2 separate regions of the Homo sapiens genome follow, and region 2 is linked to region 1. The links are chromatin loops, found by intact Hi-C in ENCODE. Cell type or tissue: CD14-positive monocyte. All regions are shown on one strand. Each heading gives the region's core, and the rest is flanking DNA. Links, peaks and the distances in the headings are about the cores only.

Region 1 (4,391 bases), core at 101-4,100:
AGACTCCGTCTCAAAAAAAAAAAAAAAAAAAAAAAACAGGCGGCCTCTGGCGGGCCTCCAGCCAGTTAGACCATTTGACTAGGACGTGTGCAGCTCAGCCAGCCACAGAACTGGAATTTTTCAGGAGCAGGGGGAGCATGGAGTTTGGACTTTGCTGAGCAACTGAAGTGGAGCGCAGAGCTTGCTCGCTTAGGAGAGGGCAGCATGGATGGCAAACAAGGGGGCATGGATGGGAGCAAGCCCACGGGGCCAAGAGACTCTCCTGACACCAGGCTTCTTTCAAACCCATTGATGGGTGATTCTGTGTCTGATTGGTCTCCTATGCCTGAAGCTGCAATCTACGGACATCAGCTGTCTCTGAGGAACCTCATCAGCCACGGGTGGCTTGTGAACATCATCATGGCAGATCATGTTTCCCCACTCCATGAAGCCTGTCTCAGAGGTCATCCCTCTCGTGTAAAGATTTTATTAAAGCATGGAGCTCAGGTGAATGGCGTGACAACAGACTGGCACACTCCACTGTTTAATGTTTGTATCAGCAGCAGCTGGGATTATGCTTCTGCAGCATGGAGCCAGCGTTCAACCTGAGAGTGATCTGGCATCCCCCGTCCATGAAGCTGCTAGGAGAGGCCACGTGGAGTGTGTCGACTCTCTTACAGCTTATAGGGGCAAAAATGACCATAACATCAGCCACGTGGGCACTTCACTGTATTTGGCTTGTGAAAACCAGCAGATAGCCTGTGTCAAGAAGCTTCTGGAGTCAGGAGCAGACCTGAACCCAGGGAGAGGTTCCCCACTTCATGCAGTGGCCTTCATGAAGGCCCTCATGAAGGATTCCCCACTTCATGCAGTGGCCAGGACAGCCAGTGAAGAGCTGGCCTGCCTGCTCATGGATTTTGGAGCAGACACCCAGGCCAAGAATGCTGAAGGCAAATGTCATGTGGAGCTGGTGCCTCCAGAGAGCCCTTTGATCCAGCTCTTCTTGGAGAGAGAAGGGCCCCCTTCTTTTGATGCAGTTATGCCTAGAAATCAGAAGGGCTTTGGAATCCAGCAGCATCATAAGATAACCAAAGTCGTCCTCCCAGAGGATCTGAAATGGTTTCTCCTACATCTTTGTATGTATCAATGGAATGGATTCACAAACAATGTGAAAACATTATTGAGTGTTGTAGCCACTAGAATTTTAAAATCAAGTTAGGTTTATAGAGTTTGACTAGTTTTTTCGATTAGATTTGTATTAGTTATAAATTTGTTCATAGAGTTTGACTAATTTTTTCGATTAGATTTGTATTTGTTAAACTCTGAAGCCAGAGTTTAAACACACTGCATACGTTTGTATGATTAGTTAGAAGGCATGAAGACTTTTTTCCCTGCTTGGAGACTGTCTAAAATAACAGCTATTGTTTTGCATATCCACTGCAGGCCAAGCACTTTCAGCATCATCTAATTCAGCCCTCACAGCAACTGGGTCAATCTGTCCAATTTCCCAGGGCAAGGATAGAGGAGTCAGATTCAAATACAGGTTTTCTGACGTTAACTTATGTGATGATTTGATCAAAGCAGGATTTTCCAGCATCACTATCCTTGTTCCATCTCTGCTATATGGGAATGAAAATAAAGAAATGTATTTCAAAAAAATAAAAAGAAAAGAAAAACAGAGACGGTCTCCTGGAGTTGAATTCAGGTCTCCTCCTTAGATGGTGACCATGGGAAAGCAGCTTACACTCCCTTTGCTGGCGTAACCAGCAGGTACTGCTGTAAACTTCCTGGTACAATACCTGAAACAAGGCAAACACTCAACAGATATCTTGCATATATTGATTCCCTTCTCTGCCAGTACAGTAACATCATTGAGAATGGACCCAGCAGTATAATAACATCAGTCACCACTAGATGGCAGTAATGGCACTAAGTAATTAGTTATTAAGATGTCCTTTTTAACAAAATGAAGTAGCTAAACAACTACAAAAAAAAGACTGGTCCCTCTTAGACCTAAGTATTATTTCTATTACCTAGCTTTTACTCATTATTTCATTCAGCAAATATGTATTCAATGCCTACTATGTGTCAGGCACCACAGCAGGCAGTTAGGATACTAGGCTCAGCCAAGGAAGACACAGTACCTGCGCACACAGACCTTAAGGGGTAGGTAGGAAAACGGACAAAGAATCACACCAGTAAGATACCACAGCATAGTAAGTGCTGTGAGAGTACATAAGGAAGAAGCAGCCTGATGCGGGGAAAGGAAGGTGTCCCTGAGAAGCAGATGAGAAAAAGATGAAGGAGCCAAGATCCAAGGCAGATAGACGAGAGGTGAGGGGTGGAAACGGGGTCCCCAAGAAGAGCTTGCCAAAGGCTCAGGAGCAGGCTGGGGCCTGCTGCTGGAGGGACATGCAGAGGCCAGGGCTTGCATGCCTCAGGAGCCTTATTCAAGTTGGGAAGTTTTGTCTTTTTTTTTTTTTTTTCTTAAAAAAAAAAAGGCCTGGCGCGGTGGCTTACGCCTGTAATCCCAGCACTTTGGAAGGCTGAGTCAGGTGGATCACGACGTCAGGGGTTCAAGACCAGCCTGGCCAAGACGGTGAAACCCTGTCTCTACTAAAAATACAAAAAAATTAGCTGGGCGTGGTGGCAGGCACCTGTAATCCCAGCTACTCCGGAAGCTGTGGCAGAGAATTGCTTGAACCCAGGAGTCGGAGGTTGCAGTGAGCCGAGATCGTGCCACTGCACTCCAGTCTGTGCGACAGAGTGAGACTCCGTCTCAAAAAAAAAAAAAAGAGAGAGAGAGAGGCAGGCCAGGTGCGGTGGCTCACACCTGTAACCCCAACACTTTGGGAGGCCGAGGCAGGCAGATCACTGGAGGTCAGGAGCTTGAGACAACATGGTGAAACCCCATCTCTACTAAAAATACAAAAATTAGGCCGAGTGTGGTGGCTCACACCTGTAATCCCAGCACTTTGGGAGACTGAGGCGGGTGGATCACTTGAGGTCAGGAGTTCAAGACCAGCCCAGCCAACATGGCAAAACCCTGTCTCTACTAAAAATACAAAATTAGCCAGGCTGGTGGAGCGTGCCTGTAATCCCAGCTACTCGGAAGGCTGAGGCAGGAGAATCACTTGAACCCAGGAGGCGGAGGTTGCAATGAGCCAAGATTGTACCACTGGACTCCAGCCTGGACAAAAAGACCAAAACTTGGTCTCAAAATAAATAAATAAATAGATAAATTAATAAAAATACAAAAATTAGCTGGGCATGGTGGTGCATGCCTGTAGTCCAAGCTACTTGGGAGGCTGAGGCACAAGAATCACTTGAGCCTAGGAGGCGGCGGTTGCAGTGAGCCGAGATCGTGCCATTGCACTCCAGCCTGGGAGACAGAGCAAGACCCTGTCTCAAAAAAAAAAAAAAAAAAAAGAATGTTAAAGAAAAATTATTATTTATGACATTTGTTAAAAGGTGCTAAGGCAGACTTTATCCAAAAGGGGCCACAGTGATAGGTGTAGGGACCACTGCCACAGGGTCTTGCAGTGGGGACGAGAGATTGGACTCAACCCTGACTTCAACAAAGACAAGGGGAGATTTATACCCAAGGAGCACGATCTCAGCTCACCACAACCTCTGCCTGCCAGGTTCAAGCAATTCTCCTGCCTCAGTCTCCCACACACCCAGGTAATTTTGTATTTTTAGTATAGATGAGGTTTCAACATGTTGGTCAGGCTGGTCTCGAACTCCTGACCTCAAGTGATCCACCCACCTCAGCCTCCCAAAGTGCTGGGATTACAGGCATGAGAAGCCACGCCTGGCCTCAGATGAGACTCTTGTAATGCTTTTGTTTTTGTTTTCGTTTTTGTTTTTGAGATGGAGTCTTGCTCTGTCGCCGAGGCTGGAGTGCAGTGGCACGATCTTGGCTCACTGCAACCTCTGCCATCCCAGTTCCAGCGATTCTCCTGCATCACCCTCCCGAGTAGCTGGGATTATAGGTGTGTCTCACCACGCCCAGCTAATTTTTGTATTTTTAGTAAAGACAGGGTTTCAGCATCTTGGCCAGGCTAGACTTGAACTCCTGACCTCATGATCCACCGGTCTCAGCCTCCCAAAGTGCTGGGATTACAGGCGTGAGCCGTTGCACCCAGCCCGAGACTCTTGTAATGTTTTAATAGGCTTCAAATGTTTCTAAATAAGAAATATTAGGGCATATAAAAATAGAAATACCAGGCCAGGGGGCCGTGGCTCACGCCTATGACCCCAGCACTTTGGGAGGCCAAGGCGGGTGGATCACCTGAGGTCGGGAGATCGAGATCAGCCTAACCAACATGGAGAAACCACATCTTTACTAAAAATACAAAATTAGCTGGGCGTGGTGGCAGATGCTTGCAATCCCAGCTACTTGGGAAGCT
Region 2 (4,391 bases), core at 143-4,142, 47 kb after region 1:
GGGACCATAACAAGCCATTGTCCTCTTTGTGACTGTTGACCTTTTTCATAGGCTGCATGGAAAGCAGGGAGAATTACTGTGCTCAGGTAGACAGGAGTTCTAGTCTGGCTCTTTCTGTCGTACCTGTGTGGTGGTGTGCCTCTTTCGCCTGTAAAGTGGAGATAAAAATGCCACTTCGGGGTTTTATTTATTTATTTATTTATTTGAGATGGAGTCTCGCTCTGTCACCCAGGCTGGAGTGCAGTGGGGTGATCTCGGCTCACTGCTACCTCCGCCTCCCAGGTTCAAGTGATTCTCTGCCTCAGCCTCCCAAGTAGTTGCGATTACAGGCACACGCAATCACACCCAGCTAATTTTTGTATTTTTAGTAGAGATGGGATTTTACCGTATTGGTCAGGCTGGTCTCGAACTCCTGACCTCAGGTGATCCATCTGCCTTGGCCTCCCAAAGTGCTGAGATTACAGGTGTGAGCCAGTGGACCCGGCCTACTTTGGGGTTTTAGAGTGGAGGAAATGAGATGATATCTATAGATGTTAGCTCCTGCCTTTCCATTTTCTTTTTTGTAAACTCTTTGACAGGGTCCCCAACTCCCAGGCCATGGACGGGTGCTGGTCTGTGGCCTGTTAGGAACCAGGCTGCACAGCAGGAGGTGAGCAGCAGTGAGTGAGCATTACCGCCTAAGCTCTGCCTCCTGTCCGATTAGCGCGGCATTAGATTCCCATAGGAGCATGAACTCTATTGTGAACTGCATGTGAGCGGGATCTAGGTGGCCTGCTTTTTATGAGAAGAATCTAACGCCTGATGATGTGATCTGAAATGGAAGCATTTCATCCTGACGATATTGCCTCTTACCTGGGCAGCAGAGTGAGACCCCAATTCAAAAAAAAGGAAGAAAAAAGAAAAAATTTACACTATAGGGAGTTGCTGATATTTTTAATCAAATGATATTTCAAAGCAAATGAATCCCGTCCCCATGGAAAAATTGTCTTCCATGAAACTGGTCCCTGGTGCCAAAAAGACTGGGGACTGAAATGAGAATTTTATCTTTCTTCTTTTTCCTTTCCCTTCCTACCTTTTTTTTCCCTCCCGCTTCTCCTCTTTGTCCTTCTTACCAAGGCCCTTTGAAGCCACAGGAACCCAGCACACTCTATGCCTTCCCTCAACAACAAGCCACATCCCGCCCCCGCCCCCCATCTCATCAGCTGTCTTTTCCAGTCTCCTGTCTTAGGCGGGCAATTGGCAATGGGTGGTGTGTCAGCTTGTCAGCGGGTACACTGGAATCTATATACGTACCTATGCTCCTGTTACCAGCACCTCAACTTTGATTCTCTAGTTTAATAATATTTTCAATTTCTCATCGGCTAGCCTCACTTTTTTTTTTTTTTTTTTTTTTGAGATGGAGTCTCAATCTGTTGTCCAGGCTGGAGTGCAGTGGCGCGATCTCGGCTCACTGCAAGCTCCGCCTCCCGGGTTCACACCATTCTCCTGCCTCAGCCTCCAGAGTAGCTGGGACTACAGGCGCCTGCCACCACGCCTGGCTAATTTTTTTGTATTTTTTTTTTAGTAGAGACGGGGTTTCACCGTGTTAGCCAGGATGGTCTTGATCTCCTGACCTCGTGATCCGCCTGCTTCGGCCTCCCAAAGTGCTGGGATTACAGGCGTGAGCCACCAGGCCTGGCCTTTTTTTTTTTTTTTCCAGAATGGAGTCTTGCTCTGTCGCCCAGGCTGGAGTCCAGTGGTGCAATCTTGGCTCACTGCAAACTCCGCCTCCCGGGTTCAAGTGATTCTCCTGCCTCAGCCTCCCAAACTCCACCTCCCGGGTTCAAGTGATTCTCCTGCCTCAGCCTCCCAAGTAGCTGGAATTACACGCATGCACCACCACACTGGACTAATTTTTGTATTTTTAATAGAGATAGGGTTTCACCATGTTGGCCAGGCTGGTGTCAAACTCCTGAATGAAAGTGATCCACCTGCCTCGGCCTCCCAAAGTGCTGGTATTACAGGAGCGAGCCACCGCGCCCAGCCTAGCCTCACTTCTTTCCAGCAAGTCTGTGGGATTCCTTTCATTAAGGAATTTCACAGCAAAGTCCCCTTCACCTGATTGGGACATCTTTGATTGCTCACTATGTTTTCACGGAACCTGGTCCTTTTCATTCCTTCATTCATAGACCTTATTTATACTTCTGCCTTCAATTCTTTGTTTTCATAACGCACCAGCCTTTCTCCAGTAGTACCTGGTACTTCACTGAACATCAAACTAATTCCTGTGAATTTCAACAACAAAAACAGACCCTTTCTTCAAATTTCCCTCATTCTTTCCTCAACCTCTCCCCTTACTCCTGCTTTGTACTTTGTATCTAACAGTGGCTGTACCTTTTGGAACAGTTCTGAACTGTTTTATGCTATGCAGTGCAGAGAATGCACTTTCTTATAGTCTGAAGTTGCTGGCAGAGCAAAAAGAAACAAGAAACAAAAGCAGCAATTCAGGAACTTCATTTAGTGAGATACACTTCCTCTTGGTAGTTTGCCAGCTAGTTTCTTTAGTGGGAAATGATATTTTGAAAGTAAATGACTACCAGTCAGAGGGGAGGGGTTGGTAAAGGGAATCAGTATATTAAACCAGATGCCTGTTTCAACTGATGTTGTCATTCATTATTAAACCATAGAAAAGAGATACATTCACTGGTAAATGCAACTTATTATTATTACAACTTTGTTGCCTGTTTTTCATGTAGAGGAGAATTAAAAAAAACTGTGTTTGATGATGAATTGCTGTAGATTACAAAAGCCTCATAAAGTACATTAAAACAAATCTAATCATTTACAAGTGCACAAAATAGATCACATATTAAAACTTTTGTTTTCTTGAGAATTAAAACCTTGAAGTTATCTGTATGTTTCCTTACTTTATATTAAGGGATCTATTTTTTTTTTTTAAACAGAGTCTCGCTCCGTCACCAGGCTGGAGTGCAGTGGCGTGATCTCAGCTCACTGCAACCTCCACCTCCTGGGTTCAAGCGATTCTCCTGCCTTAGCCTCCTGAGTAGCTGGGACTACAGGGGTGCACCACCACACCCAGCTAATTTTTGTATTTTTAGTAGAGATAGGGTTTCACCATGTTGGCCAGGATGGTCTCAATCTCTTGACCTCGTGATCAGCCTGCCTCGGACTTTCAAAGTGCTGGGATTACAGATGTGAGCCACCGCGCCCGGTAATTTTTTTCCTTTTAATGTACTCCTTATGTTGCCCAGGCTGGAGTGCAGTGGCTATTCACAGGTTGGGATCATAGCTCATTTCTGCCAAGAACTCCTGACCCCAAGAGATCCTCATGCCTCAGCCTCCAGAGTAGCTGGGACTACAGGCATGTACCACTGCATATGGCTATTAAGTGGTCTTTAAATCAGGTTTTTTGTTCCTTTTTTGAGATGGAGTCTTGCTCTGTCATTCAGGCTGGAGTGCAGTGGTACGATCTTGGCTCACTGCAACCTCTGTCTCCTGGGTTCAAGCCATTGTCCTGCCTCAGCCTCTTGAGTACCTGAGATTACAGGCGCCTGCCACCACGTCCAACTAATGTTTGTATTTTTAGTAGAGACGAGGTTTCACCATATTGGCCAGGCTGGTCTTGAACTCCTGACCTCAAGTGATTCACCCACTTTGGCCTCCCAAAATGCTGGGATTACAGGCGTGAGCCAAAGCGCACAGCCTAAGGTATCTTTAAATCAATTTAACTATTAAGGTTATGGGTGGATATATATGCATTAAAGGGGCATTTTGCATTTCTCTGAACTTTTTTTCAAATGTATTCCATCCATTTATATAACTTGTTTTTGAGAATTGTCTGGTAGAAATCTTTGCAGTTATCTATTGGGGTTTTTCTTACTGAACATTATGATCTCTTCAGATGTAAAAACTATTAATTCTGTTTCATATTAACAATAAATAGTTCCCCTGGTCTATTGCTTGTCCTTTGAGTTTTGATTTAATTAGCTTATTTTTGGCCCAGAAGATTTATTTTTTTTTCTTTTAAAACATAGCTCCAAACAGCCATTGAAAGATTTACATTTTTTTCTGTTCAGTTCTATCCACTGAGTCATCCATAATTCATTTCATTGCCTTTGAGGCTAGAATAACCTACTTATTGCATCTTTTCAAGAACTATGTAGAGATGGGAGGAAAGTCCACCTTATGTTTATAGCCTGTCAACAGGGGAATTTTCTAAGCATTTATTTGTAGAAGTAGGTTGAGAATTTATTCTATCCTTGGATCTGTCCTATGTCGACTTCAGAAGCATCTTAGACATCCTTCTTAGGATTTTGCCTTATTGATACAACTTCCAAGCAGATGCATACCATTTGGAGTTACCAAGTGCCATTCTCTTTCTCTCTCTACTA

The links. Peaks named below come from ENCODE experiments on the same cell type or tissue, not always from the same donor. Only the 100,000 strongest peaks of a DNase experiment are listed, where the experiment ranks them.
Region 2: a loop joins it to region 1, with 7 times the contacts of the local background. A loop is called at or near these places in 31 of 110 quality-filtered maps.

Annotation. Positions count from the first base shown.
Region 1 is chr15:92,795,443-92,799,833 of GRCh38, forward strand. It overlaps the pseudogene ASB9P1. Among named protein-coding and RNA genes, the nearest start is that of CHASERR, 85 kb to the right of the region's middle. RefSeq lists an enhancer at 2,339-2,508. In CD14-positive monocyte, for the core only: CTCF peaks have their summits at 1,855 (motif pointing right) and 2,055; a DNase peak (open chromatin) is centred at 1,889; H3K27ac peaks cover 470 bases.
Region 2 is chr15:92,842,824-92,847,214 of GRCh38, forward strand. No RefSeq gene overlaps it. Among named protein-coding and RNA genes, the nearest start is that of CHASERR, 38 kb to the right of the region's middle. RefSeq lists an enhancer at 2,291-2,390 and a silencer at 3,982-4,182. In CD14-positive monocyte, for the core only: no CTCF peak of the experiment used is centred there; DNase peaks (open chromatin) are centred at 2,098 and 2,528; H3K4me3 peaks cover 1,658 bases; H3K27ac peaks cover 2,893 bases.